Linked DNA regions of Homo sapiens: all the other regions are linked to region 1. Evidence: chromatin contacts called from ENCODE Hi-C or POLR2A ChIA-PET data. All regions are on one chromosome and are shown on one strand. The core of a region is the stretch at or near the end of the contact, and the rest is flanking DNA. Distances in the headings are between cores, read along the strand shown. Region 1 holds the start of PTGES2-DT (PTGES2 divergent transcript). Region 2 has its middle 42 kb from the start of NAIF1. Region 3 has its middle 27 kb from the start of EEIG1.

Region 1 (4,896 bases), core at 2,397-4,896:
GTTACGATTCCAATAACCTCTGCAGCTGCTGAGAAGATAGCAGACCGTGCTCTGGGGTCTTCCAACCTCAGAGCACACACTGGACAGGATATTGGAATGCCGGGGTTGTTAGGGCCAGTCCCGCCCCACCTGGGACCTGGTAACTTGGTCACACCAGTCTCCTCTGAGCATCTATAACGTGGGGTGGGGGTGGGGATAGGCTTTTTGCCTTATGAATGTCTGTGTAGCACTCATTTCCTGGGACCCTCACCACTGGGGAGCTTATGCAGATAAAATCTACCCTCAAACAAGAACATCTCACCAGCAGCTGGCGGTGGACAGGCAGGCATCCAGAGACTGGAGCAGATGTTTCTCAGCTCTGGCCAGTGAGTGCCCCTTGATCCCTGTGGCCCAGCCTGGAGCTTCCAGGGACCCAAGAGACCTTCCTTCCCAGGTTCCTTCTTGCTCTCCCTGCTCTGTCCTCTCCCCATGGCTGCCTCCCCTTGTGCCATGGCTCAGGGGGAATGTCCTTCCTATTCCCAATGGCCACCTTCTCGCCCTGATGGACACGTCTCCACCTGTTTCTCTGTGGAGTGTGAGCATCAGGAAACCCTCTGTGCTCCCAGCGAGGCTGCCGGTGAGTGGAATCTGGCTTTGGGAAGCATCTTGAGTGCAGGACACCAACAGCATCAGAAATTTCTGAACAGCACCTGCCTTCTAGCGTGTAACGAGGTGCCACAGGGAGAGCCCCAGTGCTTGGCACACTGTAGGCATGTAGCAGCTTTTCGTGGAACTAAGGGACAAAGGTGCGACTTGCAAGGACACAGTGGCTTTTCTTCTTTTAGGAGAGCCCAGAGGTGCTCCTTAGGCAGGCCAATAATGGGAGCTGAGTGAGGGGGAGGAGGAAGAGGGTGGCTTTGCTTCCCTGGGGTGGGGGGTTCTATTCCCTAATGGCCATTGGAAATCAGCATTCATACTTGGCAAGAAATAGCTAACCTCTACCTTGGGGAGCATAGGCTTGGAGAGGATGTGCCTACTGCAACCACTGGCTTTCAAAAGACTGGGCTTTCTTTGCTGATGCTGGATCAAACGTACTGAGACATGGCCACAGAAGCTCTGCTGCTTTATGGACATGAAAGGTGGGTGACAAAGCCCTGAAGAGGGGACTAGGGTATCCTAAATTCTGAAATCTGTCCCCAGATGCACAAGCCTCCACGTGGAAAAGGGAGAAGGACTGCTTGCATGGTGTACGGCCTTGGGTGCAGTGACGGATGGCGCACACCTGCCCCAGTGCCCTCCATTGAGGTTTGGAGCAGTGACCTCACCTCTGCACAGACCCACCTGCAGGGTGGGGGGATAGGACGGGGCTATCTCAAGTGTGGGGGGCACCAGGGCAGGGCACCTTGGAAGTATTGCCAGGATAACTAACTGAAGACCAGTGGTTAGGGCAGGGCAGCCCTGCCCCTGTTCTCTGTCCTGTCTCTCAGGAACTGGCGTGAGATGGGGAGATCAGGTGCACAGTGAGGGGCGTAGCTGTGGATTGAACATAGCATGGTCAGGCTTCTGTCTTTTATTATTTATTTATTCATTTATTTATGATATATCATAGTTGTACATACTTTGGGGGTACATGTGATACTTTGATACCTGTATGAAACATGTAATGATCAAATCAAGGAAATTAAGATCTTCATCACCTCAAACATTTATCTTTTTTGTGTGTGGGCGGCAAGCCACCCAGGCACCGAGGCAAGAGACAGAGGACACGAGCTCTTCCAGTATAATAAAATATAAAACAAGAATAGTTATACCAGATATAGATCTTAGATATGATTATATATGACTATCATTAATCATTAGTTTGTAGCAATTACTTTTTATTCCAATATTATGATAATCCTCGCTCTATAATCATAGCCTAGGAAAAACCAGGCCATACAGAGATAGGAGCTGAGGGGACATAGTGAGGTGTGACCAGAAGACAAGAGTGCGAGCCTTCTGTTATGCCCACACAGGGCCACCAGAGGGCTCCTTGGTCTAGCGGTGACGCCAGCATCTGGGAAGACGCCCGTTACCAGGCGGATCATGGTCCAGCAGTAGCAAAAGGTGTCAAGGAACAACACCTGCTACTTAGCAGACCGGGAAAGGGAGGGTGGGGGTCTCCCTTTCCCCGGGGGAGTTTAGAGAAGACTCTGCTCCTCCACCTCTTGTGGAGGGCCTGACATCAGTCAGGCTCGCCCGCAGTTATCTGGAGGCCTGTCTCCCTGTGATGCTGTGCTTCAGTGGTCACGCTCCTAGTCCGCCTTCATGTTCCATCCTGTACACCTGGCTCTGCCTTCCAGATAGCAGTAGTCAATTAGTGAAAATACTAATAGTCCCTGATATGCAGAAATAATGGCGTAAGCTGTCTTTCTCTTTGTCTCCTCTCCCTCTCTGCCTCCGCTGCCAGGCAGGGAAGGGCCCCCTGTCCAGTGGACACGTGACCCACGTGACCTTACCTATCATTGGAGGTGACTGACATTCTTTACCCTGCCCCTTCTGCCTTGTATCCAATAAATAACAGTGCAGCCAGACATTCGGGGCCACTACCGGTCTCCGCGCATTGGTGGTAGTGGTCCCCCGGGCCCAGCTGCCTTTTCTCGTCTCTTTGTCTTGTGTCTTTATTTCTACACTCTCTCGTCGCCGCACACAGGGAGAGACCTACCGACCCTGTGGGGCTGGACCCTACAGCGCCCTGTGTCACCTCGGCAGCTTAAGCACGTGCAACTGGTTGCTCTGTAAGCTGCTCACATTTGGCAAGGCTGCGAGGCCACACCAGCAAAGCCAGGTGGCTGGAGATGCTGACCCAGCAGAGCATCGCGCTCCCCGCCCCGGGCCAGACCCTCCTACTAAGCCCAGCAGGCCAAACACGGACCCGCCCCCCTCAAGTGCCTAGGTGTCCCCGGGGCCTGAACACATCAAGTTACATTTTGATGGAGTTAGAATCCGGAAAATCAAGAGTGTGGAAGATCAGGAGCAATTAATGTAAACAGGAGGAGGATGAAGCTGGGAGGAGCAGGAGCTAGCAAGCAGGAGCTAGCAAGCAGGAGCGTGAGAGTGGCGCTGGGAGAAGGCCTGGATAGGGATAGAGTAGAGCACAGAACATGGGGGTCACCCTCAACCACCCCTAAACACTCTAAGCTCGAGCAGTCCCTCAACTCCTGGTCTGTAAAGTGGCTGAAGGAAGTGGGTGGAGCAAAACCCATATGGGCGAGTGTCCCAGCAGCTGCCTCAGTTTCCCTATCTGTAAAACGGGGCTGGGGACCTGCAGCTCTCACGGGACTGGTTACCCGCTCGCGGGTGCTCGCCCTGCATCCGAGACAGCACCTACAACTCCAAACCCACTCGGGGCGGGTCGAGGTGGGCCCTTCGGTCCCTTCGAAGCCAACATCCCGATTCCCCTTCCCGGGAAGGCACCCCCGGAAACGCCAAGGTCGCTCCAGCAGTCTCCTCGGGTCACCCGCTTCCCCGAAGCCGTCGTCCTCGCCTTCCGCTCTCGTCTTCACCGGCATACTCAGGTCCCCGCTGGGGACTGACACTGCGGGCTCGGTCGCCGCAAGGACTGGAAGGAAGGTGGAAGATGCGGGGCGAAAGCGGAGCGAGAAGAGTGGGACGCGGCGGAGCAGCAGAGCCGGGACTCAGAGCTCCCCCCTCGCCCCGCCCCTCTCCCCGCCCACTCTGCGAGTCCCGCCCCCTCTCGGGCGCCGGGCGGGGCCATCCCGGGGCTGTCCGCGGAGACGCCTATGCGGTGGAGGCTCCGGGCTTCAGCTAGGGCGGGGGAGCCCAGCAGAAGGACCGAGCAGCCTGGCACCCCACTTTGCCATCCTCTCCCTGGAAATCTCGGGGTCGGCGGGCCGGCCGCTTCGCGTGGGCGAAATCAGAGACACGTGGTTTCCAAGGCCCCTTCGGGTTCGGGAAAATTTTATGGTTCGGGTCACAGTAGGAAGCGGACAATGAGGCGGGAGGGCAGAGAGAACCGCAACACCTGGTGCCGGGTCGGGTCGTTTCCGGGGCTTTCAGTGGCCGGAAGTCGCGGCGCCTGTACTGACTCTAGGAAGGGCTGGAGTTGTTTTGAATGGGCGCCCGTAAGAGAGGTGGGCAAGTACGTGTTACAGACGGCCACGCCGCCCTTTAGGCGGTCAAGGTGGGGCGAGGAGACGTTCGCCCCCCTGCAGTCGGCCGGGTCACTACCCAAGAGCCTTTGGAGGCGGAAGCATGGAACGGTCTGCAAACGTTCCCGAGCGGGCCTCTGCGGCTCTGGCGGGCGTTTCGAACTTGGGCGCCGGGCACACGCCCAGTCCCGAGAGCGCTGAGGGTTCCCTTAGCGTCGCCCTCACCCCGGCCAACCCGCGGGGCGCCAGAGTCCTGGCCCTTTAAACGCCGCGCGTGCCTCGGCGTCTTCGTTTCGCGCGCCCGCCCGCGGCGCCGGCGGAGCGAACATGGACCCGGCTGCGCGGGTGGTGCGGGCGCTGTGGCCTGGTGGGTGCGCCTTGGCCTGGAGGCTGGGAGGCCGCCCCCAGCCGCTGCTACCCACGCAGAGCCGGGCTGGCTTCGCGGGGGCGGCGGGCGGCCCGAGCCCCGTGGCTGCAGCTCGTAAGGGGAGCCCGCGGCTGCTGGGAGCTGCGGCGCTGGCCCTGGGGGGAGCCCTGGGGCTGTACCACACGGCGCGGTGGCACCTGCGCGCCCAGGACCTCCACGCAGAGCGCTCAGCCGCGCAGGTAAGGCCTGGCCCGGCCGGGGATGGGGATGCTGATCAGCGCCGAACTCGGGACTCCTGGGAACCCGCAGGGTCAGGAGTTGCCTCTGCCTGCTTGTGACCTTGGGCGAGTGACTTGGTCTGAAGTCTCCGAACCCTCTGTATTCTTTTGTGTAAAATAG
Region 2 (5,014 bases), core at 48-2,547, 100 kb after region 1:
TTACAGGTGCCTGCCACCATGCCCAGTTAAGTTTTGTATTTTTAGTAGAGACACGGTTTCGCCATGTTGGTCAGGCTGTTCTCAAACCCCTGACCTCAGGTGATCCACCCGCGTTAGCCTCCCAAAGTGCTGGGATCACAGGAGTGAGTCACCATGCCTGGCCCATTTTAACATCTTTAAAATCAAGATAAATCTTTCTATAATCAGTGGTGCACCTGACCACTATAATTGGCAGTGTTTTCTCTGGACAGCACATGAATCATGGTGCATCTTACTATTGGTGATGCCTCAGATTCACTGATGTATGGTATTATTTTGATAAAGTGGAAATTATTTTAAAGAAAAAAATGAGCTAATTGCAACAGCTGCTATGTATTGAGCTCCTACTGTAAGTGTTCTAAGCACTGTAAATGTTCCCATTTAGTATTCTATTATTTATTTGTTGACTTAATTTTTAAAAAATTTTTGCCGAGCTGAGGTCTTGCTATGTTGCCCTAGCTGGTCTTGAACTCCTGGCCTCAAGTGATCCACCCACCTCGGCCTCCTAAAGTTCTGGGATTGCAGATGTGAGCCACCATGCCTGGCCTTCATTTAGTATTCTGAATAACCTTGGATTGTTATTCAAAAGTTTGAGATGAGGAAATGGCTCAGAGATGTTGAGTAACTTCCTTTAAGCCACCCAGCGAGTAAGTGATAGACGATAGTCCAAAACAAGGGGCTGCCTGCCTCCTGAGTGCACAGCTCGGCTTCTGTTTTGACTAGTTTGAAAGAACTCCATGTACTCCCCTCAGTTCTAAACACCCAGAGAGAAATGGGTGTTTGCTCACAACCACAGAGACACTAAGGCTGAGTTAGGCCGAGACATGGGCCTTTAACACCCAATCCAGTGTCCTTTTCTTGAACCTGGGCTCTCCCTTTCTTCCTGTCATCCTGACACTCAGGACATTCCTGAGAGCTGTATTGTAGCTCCTAAATGCAAGTGACACTTACAGGGCCCAGGTCGAGCCCTGGGAGGAGGGAAGGGCAGGGTGGCCCTTGCCTGTCCTGCTCATGTGAACCTGGTAGGTACTCGGCAAACCCGTGTCATGTGAACACAGCTGTGTCTGGGTCAGCATCTGGGCCAGGCTGGCCTCAGGCTGGAGCAACCTCAGAAGCCTCCACAGGAAAAGCCTGGGGCCACCACAGTGGAGGGATATTGTGTGGGAGGCCAGGGCCTTTCCAGAAGCTGTACTGCCATAGCAACCTGCCTCCTCTTGATGGTGTGTTTGCTTGGTAGGGCTGGGCTCGGGCAGAGGACCGCGGATGGATGTGGCAGCAGGGACGGGGGTAAAGCTGGCCAGGCCGCTCCACAGGCTTTGCCTCTTTTGGCAAATAATTGCCCCTGCCTCCAACACTTGTTGGAGTGCTCAGTACCTTGTCACTATTTATTGAGCACTGTTCCACCAGGCCTAACAACCCGTGCTATTCAGAAGCCCAGAGAGGTCAAGCCACGAATCTGCAGTCACACAGCCAGGAGCCTGTTGACTCCAAAGCCTGGGTGCCAACCTCTTACCGACACTACCTGTCCCATGATGCTCACATGTGTCCCATGGTACCTGTCAATGTGAGGCACCAGCCCCTTAAAGGGGAACCCACATCCTGTTTCTGGTTCTGCCTCAAAGATATGAATTTGCGATAATGAGGCATCGCAAGTTAATCTCTCATGCGAGGCCGTGCCTCCTCTTTCCTTCCTCTCTCGTCTGCCCCAGACACAGGGGCCACAGCAGCTCCTGCCTGCACATGGCTACGGTGCTCAGCATGCATGGTGCCTGCGGTGTTCCACACCTAGTGTCTCCGAGCCTCAGTTTCTTCTGCTATCAAATGGGAGGAAGAGGCCCGGCACGGTAGCTCATGCCTGTAATCCCAGCACTTTGGGAGGCTGGGGAGGGAGGATTGCTTGAGCCAAGAAGTTCGAGACCAGCCTGGGCAACATGGCGAGACCCCCGTCTCTACAAAGCATACAAAAATTAGCTGGGTGTGTAGCCTGCAGTCCCAGCTACTTGGGAGGCTGAGGTGGGAGGATTGCTTGAGCCCTGGAGGTCGAGGCTGCAGTGAGCTGTGATCATGCCACCGCACTCCAGCTTGGGTGACAGAGTGAAACACTATCTTAACAACAACAACAACAACAACAAACAAATGGGAGGAAGAGTAAGGCTGTGGCTTCTGTGGGGACTGGCAAGCTGATGTGTGCTCTGTGCCTGGCCCAGTGCCTGGTGAGAACCTAGGAGAAGGCTCTGGAGGTCGGGGACTTGGCTGTGATTCCTGGTTCTGTCACTGATCAGCTGTGCAGCCTGAGACAAGTCTCTGCCCCTCTCTGAACCTCAGTTTCCTCCTCTGTGTGATGGGGTGGTGGCCCTGCCCCACCTTTCATTTACCGAAGAAGGTCCAGGTGTGAGGCTAGCATTACTACGGTTCATCTCCACTTCTCAGCTTCCTTGACCCTCTCCTCCCACTGAAAAAGCCTATCTAGACCAAGACGGCTCTGTTCCCGAGGGCACTATGAATCCTTGAAGGGCCCAGCAATCACGGAATCCAACCCCTTCCTCTGCCAAATGCACATTTGAATCTGTTTCACCAGAGTGGTGTGATGAGAATTCCATGAGCTGATGCTTGTAAACTGCCATAGGGAACACCCCCTCCCACCTTTCACAGGTGAGCAAAGGGAAGCCAGCAAGGATGTTCCCTGCAGCTGGGTTTAGAATGGAAAGGTGCGGGCGTGGTGGCGTGCACCTGTGGTCCTCGCTACTTGGGAGGCTGAGGCGGGAGGATCACTTGAGCCCAGGAATTTGAGACTGCAGGAAGCTATAATCACACCACTACAACAGAGGGAGACCCTGTTTCTAGGAAAGAAAAACAGCCTGTGCAAGGTGGCTCACACCTGTAATCCTGGCACTTTGGGAGGTAGGGTGGGAGGATTGCTTGAGCCCATGAGTTTGAGACCAGCCTGGGTAACATAGAGAGACCCCATCTCTATGAAAAAAAAATAAAAAAAAAAAAACTTTATTTAAAAAAAAAAAAAAAAAGCCCCGCTGATCCTGGACTTCTGGGATTCAAGGGCTCAGGAAGCCCCTCCCTCATTGGGCCAGAGCTGGTCTGAGTGACCAACGGCAGGATGCTCTGCTGCTGTGCTTTCACTTCTAAGATGCGCTTATAAAAGACTGCACTTTCTCTTTTTTTTGAGACAGATTCTTACTCTGTTGCCCAGTCTGGAGTGCAGTGGTGCGATCTTGGCTCACTGCAGCCTTCACTTCCTGGGCTCAAGCGATTCTCCTGCTTCAGCCTCCTGAGTGGCTGGGATTGCAGGCTCCTGCCACCACCCTCAGCTCATTTTTTAATTTTTAGCAGAGACCACCATGTTGGCCAGGCTGGTCTCGAACTCCTAACCTCAGGTGATCTACCCGCCTTGGCCTCCCAAAGTGCTGGGATTACAGGCGTGAGCCACCACACCAGGCCATAAAGACTGCACTTTTATCTGGGGCTCTCTCAGTGCTCACTCTGTGCGAAGCCACTGTCACATCACGGGGACATCAGATAGCAAGGAACTGAGGCCTGTAACAATCACGGGTGAGCCTGGAAGCAGATCCCAGTCCCTTCAGGAGACTGCGGCCACAGCCCACAGCCAGGGAGAGACCCTGAGCCAGACCGCCCGTCTAGGGTCGTTCCTAAATTCCTGACTCCTGGAATCTTTAAGAGAATAAATATTTGCCGTCCTAAGCTGTTAGGTTTTGAGGTAATTTGTTATGCAGCAGAAGATAAATAATCGAGGGCTCCATTAAATACATTTTAGTGGCTGGGTGTGGTGGCTCACGGCTATAATCCCAGCACTTTGGGAGGCTGAGGTGGGTGGATCACGAGGTCAAGAGATGGAGACCATCCTGGCCAACATGGTGAAACCTCATCTCTACTAAAAATACAAAAATTAGCTGGGCGTAGTGGCGTGTGCCTGTAGTCCCAGCTACTCAGGAGGCTGAGGCAGGAGAATCACTTGAACCCAGGAGGCAGTGGTTGCAGTGAGCTGAGATCGCGCCACTGCATTCCAGCCTGGGTGACAGAGCGAGATTCCATCTCAAAAAAAAAAAAAAGTACATTTTAGTTTACACGTGCTACGGAATGCCAGACTAAAGTTAAAAAGAATGAGGTAGATTCAGGCTTTCAAACGTGGGGATTTCCAAGGTATGCTGCTGAAGGAAAGGACATCTTGCAGAACAATATATATGGTGTGATGCTTTTGTATAAAAACATGATGTGCCAGGCGCGATGGCTCACGCCTGTAATCCCAGCACTTTGGGAGGTCTAGGTGGGTGGATCACCTGAGGTCAGGAGTTCAAGACCAGCCTGGCCAACATAGTGAAACCCTGTCTCTACTAAAAATACAAAAATCAGCCGGGTGTGGTGGCGCCCGCCTGTAATCCCAGCTACTCAGGAAGCTGAGACAGGAAAATCACTTGACCTGGGAGGTGGAGGTTGCAGTGAGCTAAGATCGTGCCACTGTACTCCAGCCTGGGTGACAGAGTGAGACTCTGTCTCAAAGACAAACAAACAAACAAAAACCAAAACACGATGTGCATACGTAGGAAAAAACCCTGGAAGACTATACCCAAACTATTAGTAGTGGTTATCACTCGTTGCAGAGCAAGCAGGGATGACAGGGACTTTCATTCATTCTGTGAGGTTTGCATGTTTTAGATGTCTTCATTTGGTAAATTAATGGAAAAACATAACTTTTAAAAGACTTGCCCAAGGCGATTCTGATAGAAAAATATAATAAATTGGCTTCATTCACCAATAACCTTTGAAATCTCAGTACTTAACAGATTAGAAGTTTATTTCTTGCTCTTGTAAAGTCCAGTCAGCAGCAGGAAGGGGTAGGTGAGAAGGGGCTTTGGGCCATGGAGCCGTGCAGTGATCCTGGCTGATGGAGCCTCTGCTATCTTCACATGTGGCCTCCTGGGCAGCCCTGGGCACAGACATCCAG
Region 3 (4,572 bases), core at 1,456-3,955, 120 kb after region 1:
CTACTTTACTTGGCTTTTTCTTTAAAAAAAAATTATTATTATGTTATTACTATTATTTTTTGCTTTGTCACCCAGCCTGGAGTGCAGTGGCACAATTTCAGTTCACTGCAACCTCTGCCTCTTGGGCTCAACCATCCTCCCACCTCAGCCTCCCAAGTAGCTGGAACTACAGGTGCATGCCACCACATTCCCAGCTAATTTTTTTATTTTTTGTAGAGATGGGGTTTCACTACGTTACCCAGGCTAGTCTCAAATTCCTGAACTCAAGCAATCTGCCCACCTCAGCCTCCCAAAGTGCTGGGATCACAGGCATGAGCCACCGTGCCTCGCCTATTCTTTCAGCAAACACCATCCTAACCTATCAGTCCCCATGACCTGCTTGGGGAGGTAGAGACCAAACAGGTAATCACGCAGATATATACTCAGAAGTTCAGAAGTACTTCTTTTTGTTTTGTTTTGTTTCGTTGAGATGTAGTCTCACTCTGCTGTCCAGGCTGGAGTGCAGTGGTATGATCCTGGCTCACTGCAACCTCTGCCTCCCGGGTTCAAGCAATTCTCCTGCCTCAGCCTCCCGAGAAGCTGGGATTATAGGTGCCCACCACTATGCCCAGCTAATTTTTTGTATTTTTGGTAGAGACGGGGTTTCACCATATTGGCCAGGCTGGTCTCAAACTCCTGACCTTGTGATCTGCCTGCCTCGGCCTCCCAAAGTGTTGGGATTACAGGCTTGAGCCACCGCGCCCAGCCTCAGAAGTACTTCTACGCAGGGCTTTGTTATCTGAAATGGAGTCAGGTACATACACAGGAAACTGATTTGCGGGAGGGCAGGGCAATGACCTGGCTGTGGGGCTGAGAGCAGAGGATGGAGGGGCTGAGCCAGTGGAGACCAGGGTGACGGCATTCCCGGATGCAGGAGGGCTTGTGCAAAGCCCTGAGATGGGAGGAGCGGGTCATTCTTTTCTGGGACTGAGAAGCTGAGTGCAGAGTGAAGAGGAGAGAGGTCTGAGATGAGGCCGAAGGTGGCCAGCAGGGCCATACCATGGGGCCTTGTGGGTCACAATGGGGATGTTGACCTTTAAACGAAGAGCACTGGAGAGCCATTGACAGAATGGTGAAATTAAATGAGATGTATCACAGAACATTCTTAACCCATGGTTAGTGCTCAATAAATGTTGCTATTATTATCATCATTATTATTTTCTTACTTTCTCTACCTTCTAGGTGTCAGGTCAGAGAATTCCCTTGGATCCCAAAAGGGCCTGACTAGGCCGGGCCAGCTATGTTCCTTGACTAGGAAGGACCCCAGAACTAGCCCGACCGTTTTCAGGAAAGGGAGTGCAAATCCGGAGGGCATCTGCAACATGCCCCCAACGTCACCAGAGAGGCAGTGCTGGAACTTGAACCCAGGGCTCTGACTCCAGGCCCAGAGCTCCCTCACTCCATCCCCACTGCTAAAAGCAAGTCCTCATCACCTCTCTGCCCTGCCTGAAATCCTCGGTGGCTCCCCAGTGCCTCCAGCATGCCCCCAGCCTGGCATTCAAGGCCCCTGCTTGGGGTTATTTCTCTCTCCCTTCATGTGAACCCTAACCCAAAGCAAAGAGCACTGCTCCGCGATGCCAGAGGACACAAGGGCCCCTGCTCTCACACACCCCTGGTGCCTTCCTCACCTGGAATGCCGCCAATGGAGGCGTCCCTAAGGCCCAGGGTGCCAGCCTGTCCTCCTGTGTTAGTTCCCTATCTCTGCTGTAACAAATTTCCACAGACTTAGTGGCTTAAAACAATGTAAGTTAAAGGCCTGGTGCAGTGGCTTACACCTGTAATCCCAACACTTTGGGATGCCAAGGCGGGCAGATCACTTGAGGCCAGGAGTTTGAGACCAGCCAGGCCAAAGTAGTGAAACCTCATCTCTACTAAAAATACAAAAATTAGCCAGGCGTGGTGGCGGGTGCATGTAGTCCCAGCTACTCCAGAGGCTGAGGCAGAATCGCTTGAACCCAGGAGGTGGAGTTTGCAGTGAGCCAAGATCGTGCCACTGCATTCCAGCCTGAGTGACAGAGGGTGACTCCATTTCAAAAAAAAAAAAAAAAAAAAAGGAAAAGAAAAGAAAACATAACTTCATTATCTTACAGATCTGGAAGATGGAAGTGTGACATGGGTCTCACAGGGCTAAAGTCAAAGTGTCCACAGCAGAGCCTCGTTCCTTCTGGAGGCTCCTTCCGGAGAATCTGTTTCCTTCCTTTCCCAGCCTCTAGAGGCTGCCTGCATTCCTTGGCTTGTGGCCCCTTCCTCCACCTTCAAAGCCAGCAACGGAGGGCTGAGTCCTCACACTGCATCTCTCTGTTCTCTCTCCTGCCGCCTCCTCCTCCACACTGAAGGACCCTTGTGATCACAATGGGCCCCCAGATGATCCAGGATAATCTCCCTGTTTGAAGGTCGGCTGATTAGCAACCTTCATTCCATCTGCTACCTTATCCTTGGCCATGTCACCTGGCACCTCCATGCATAATCACAGGATTAGGATCTGGAGTGCGGGGAGACCCTTGTTCTGCTGGCCACACCTCCCCTCTTCCCTCACCGGAGCCTGCTCTGTCTCTCCTCAGCATCCTCTTCAGGCAGGTGCTCTCAGACAGACAACCAGGAAGTGCATGCCGCCCACGCTTCCGGGGAGGAAACAAAAGGTCCTCCCAACACACCTTTGGGGGTTGTTTTTGAGTTTGTAAAGGGCTTTCACACGCTTGAGGGTTAGTATTTGTTCTGCTCCACATCTGAGAAAGCTCATGTGAGAGAGGCCAAGTGGCTGGGCCGGGCTTGCAGGGTGAGGAATGAACTGTTGCTGGGCTCACCCCCAGGCCTGACCCCAGCGCTTCCCCTTCTTCCCCACTGAAACAGCCTCGCCTCCCCCAGTCCATCGTAATGGTTTTCCAAGGCCACTTCAAGTGAATCCTGTGGCCAATCTGCCCTTATTTCTGGCTTCTTGCCAAAAGTCATGAGGTCACACTTGAAAGACTTCCTCAAAGCCTGCAAGCCATCGTGCTGGAGGTTTCTGCTTGAATTAGAAGCAGGAATTGTTCCCCATATGCTGCCAATGGGGCTGTCAGAGGTGCAGGTTTCCAGGGGAGCTATTAGTCAATAAGTCTCAAAAGCCTTAAACAGGAGCACTCCTTTTACCCATCGGTGCCACAGGAAGCCATGGACAAAAGCGCAGAAATGTACATGCTAGGTTTGTGTCATAGCATCGTGTGGAAAGCAAAATATCCAAGCTACCCAAGATGTCCATCACTAGGGCCTCGATTCAATAAAATGCTGTAGCCAGGCGCTGTGGCTCACGCCTGTAATCCCAGCACTTTGGGAGGCTGAGGCAGGCGGATCACCTGAGGTCGGGAGTCTGAGACCACCCTGGCCAACATAGTGAAACCCTGTCTCTACGAAAAATACAAAAATTAGCTGGTCGTAGTGGCGCGTGCCTGTAGTCCCAGCTACTTGGGAGGCTGAGGCAGGAGAATCGCTTGAACCTGGGAGGTGGAGGTTGCAGTGAGCTGAGATTGTGCCACTGGACTCCAGCCTGGGCAACAGAGTGAGACTCCATCCCCCCACCACCCCCCCCCAAAAAAAAAATATATATATAAAATAAAATAAAATGCTGTATCCACTGTTGTAGCACTACACAGTCATTACAGATCTTTTTGTAATGCTAATCTTCTCTGTATCATTCCAATTTTTAGTATATGTGCTGCCGAAGCAAACACAACAAATCTCAAGGTAGATTTCCATTTACTGATGAGATACTGAGATAGCCTGGAACAAGGACACGAAAATTCCCCACTTCATTAGTCATCAGGGAAATGAGAATTAAAGCCAAAAGGAAATACATCTACATATCTATTAGAATAGCTAAATTTGGCCGGGCAAGGTGGCTCACACCTGTAATCCCAGCACTTTGAGGCTGAGACGGAAGGATCACTGGAGCCCAGGAGTTCGAGACCAACCTGGGCTGCATAGTGAGACCCCTGTCTCTCCAAAAAAAAAAAAAAAAAAAAAAAAAAAATTAGCTGGGCGTGGTGGTACAGCTACTTGGGAGGCTGAGGCATGAGGTTCGCTTGAGCCTGGGAGGCAGAGGCTGCAGTGAGCCAAGACTGAATCACCGCACTCCAGCCTGGGTGACAGAGTGAGACCCTGTCTCAAAAGAAAAAACAAAAGCAGGTTCTCTATGTACAGTTTGATTTCCTTTCTGGGGAAACAGAAGTGTGTGTGTATGTGTTTTCTGAGTAATGGGATCGGAGGTGAGGTAGGCTTTTTTCTTTAAAGTTTTCCGCATTTGCGTGATGCTTTTTTAAAAAATCATACATCTGCATTTATATTTATAATAAATAAAGCAATTTCCATTTTGTAAGAGGAAAAGAAAACAAGTGCCCCGAGCAGAGCCTGGCCCCTGCTGACCTCACGGAGGCTCCTCTTCCCTGGCTGGTCCTGTCCAGCCGGAGACGGGAGTTGACACAGACTCGAGGGCTTCCTGTGCTGTGGCAGCTGGGCTCTTCCCCAGGCGTGCAGCGGCTCCCAGGGCAGTGATGGGAG

The links. Hi-C counts contacts between places; a loop is a spot of excess contacts on that map. ChIA-PET counts read pairs that join two places held with the same protein, here RNA polymerase II (POLR2A). Pooled maps may share reads with other maps.
Region 2: a loop to region 1 is called in a pooled map, with 4 times the contacts of the local background. The contact joins the enhancer-like site here to the promoter of PTGES2-DT in region 1. A Hi-C loop is called at or near these places in 28 of 168 maps with a recorded cell type or tissue (B cell, CD4-positive, alpha-beta T cell, CD4-positive, alpha-beta memory T cell and 22 more), 17 of 37 single-sample maps with no recorded cell type and 30 of 50 pooled maps. POLR2A ChIA-PET finds 5 or more read pairs at or near these places in 5 of 52 experiments (H1, WTC11, activated B cell and 2 more).
Region 3: a pooled map shows a loop between it and region 1 (4-fold over the local background). The contact joins the enhancer-like site here to the promoter of PTGES2-DT in region 1. A Hi-C loop is called at or near these places in 7 of 50 pooled maps. POLR2A ChIA-PET finds 5 or more read pairs at or near these places in 4 of 52 experiments (B cell, activated B cell, activated CD4-positive, alpha-beta T cell and 1 more).

What each region holds. Positions count from the first base shown.
Region 1 is chr9:128,127,279-128,132,174 of GRCh38, reverse strand. It overlaps PTGES2-DT (PTGES2 divergent transcript), which reads right to left and starts at 3,646. Exons shown (of 1, transcript NR_024425.1): 1 at 1,541-3,646. PTGES2 (prostaglandin E synthase 2) reads left to right here and starts at 4,446. Exons shown (of 7, transcript NM_025072.7): 1 at 4,446-4,736. The coding sequence starts at 4,458. RefSeq lists silencers at 3,436-3,545, 3,576-3,775, 4,416-4,705 and enhancers at 4,086-4,205, 4,846-4,896.
Region 2 is chr9:128,023,099-128,028,112 of GRCh38, reverse strand. No RefSeq gene overlaps it. Among named protein-coding and RNA genes, the nearest start is that of NAIF1, 42 kb to the left of the region's middle. Within about 2 kb of position 1,297, at least 10 of the 41 ENCODE cell types and tissues checked have a DNase peak (open chromatin) inside an H3K27ac peak, as active enhancers do; they include B cell, CD4-positive, alpha-beta T cell, CD8-positive, alpha-beta T cell and 1 more, where a contact is called at or near this core.
Region 3 is chr9:128,006,109-128,010,680 of GRCh38, reverse strand. No RefSeq gene overlaps it. Among named protein-coding and RNA genes, the nearest start is that of EEIG1, 27 kb to the right of the region's middle. RefSeq lists enhancers at 2,452-2,511, 2,812-3,051. Within about 2 kb of position 2,705, at least 25 of the 41 ENCODE cell types and tissues checked have a DNase peak (open chromatin) inside an H3K27ac peak, as active enhancers do; they include B cell, where a contact is called at or near this core.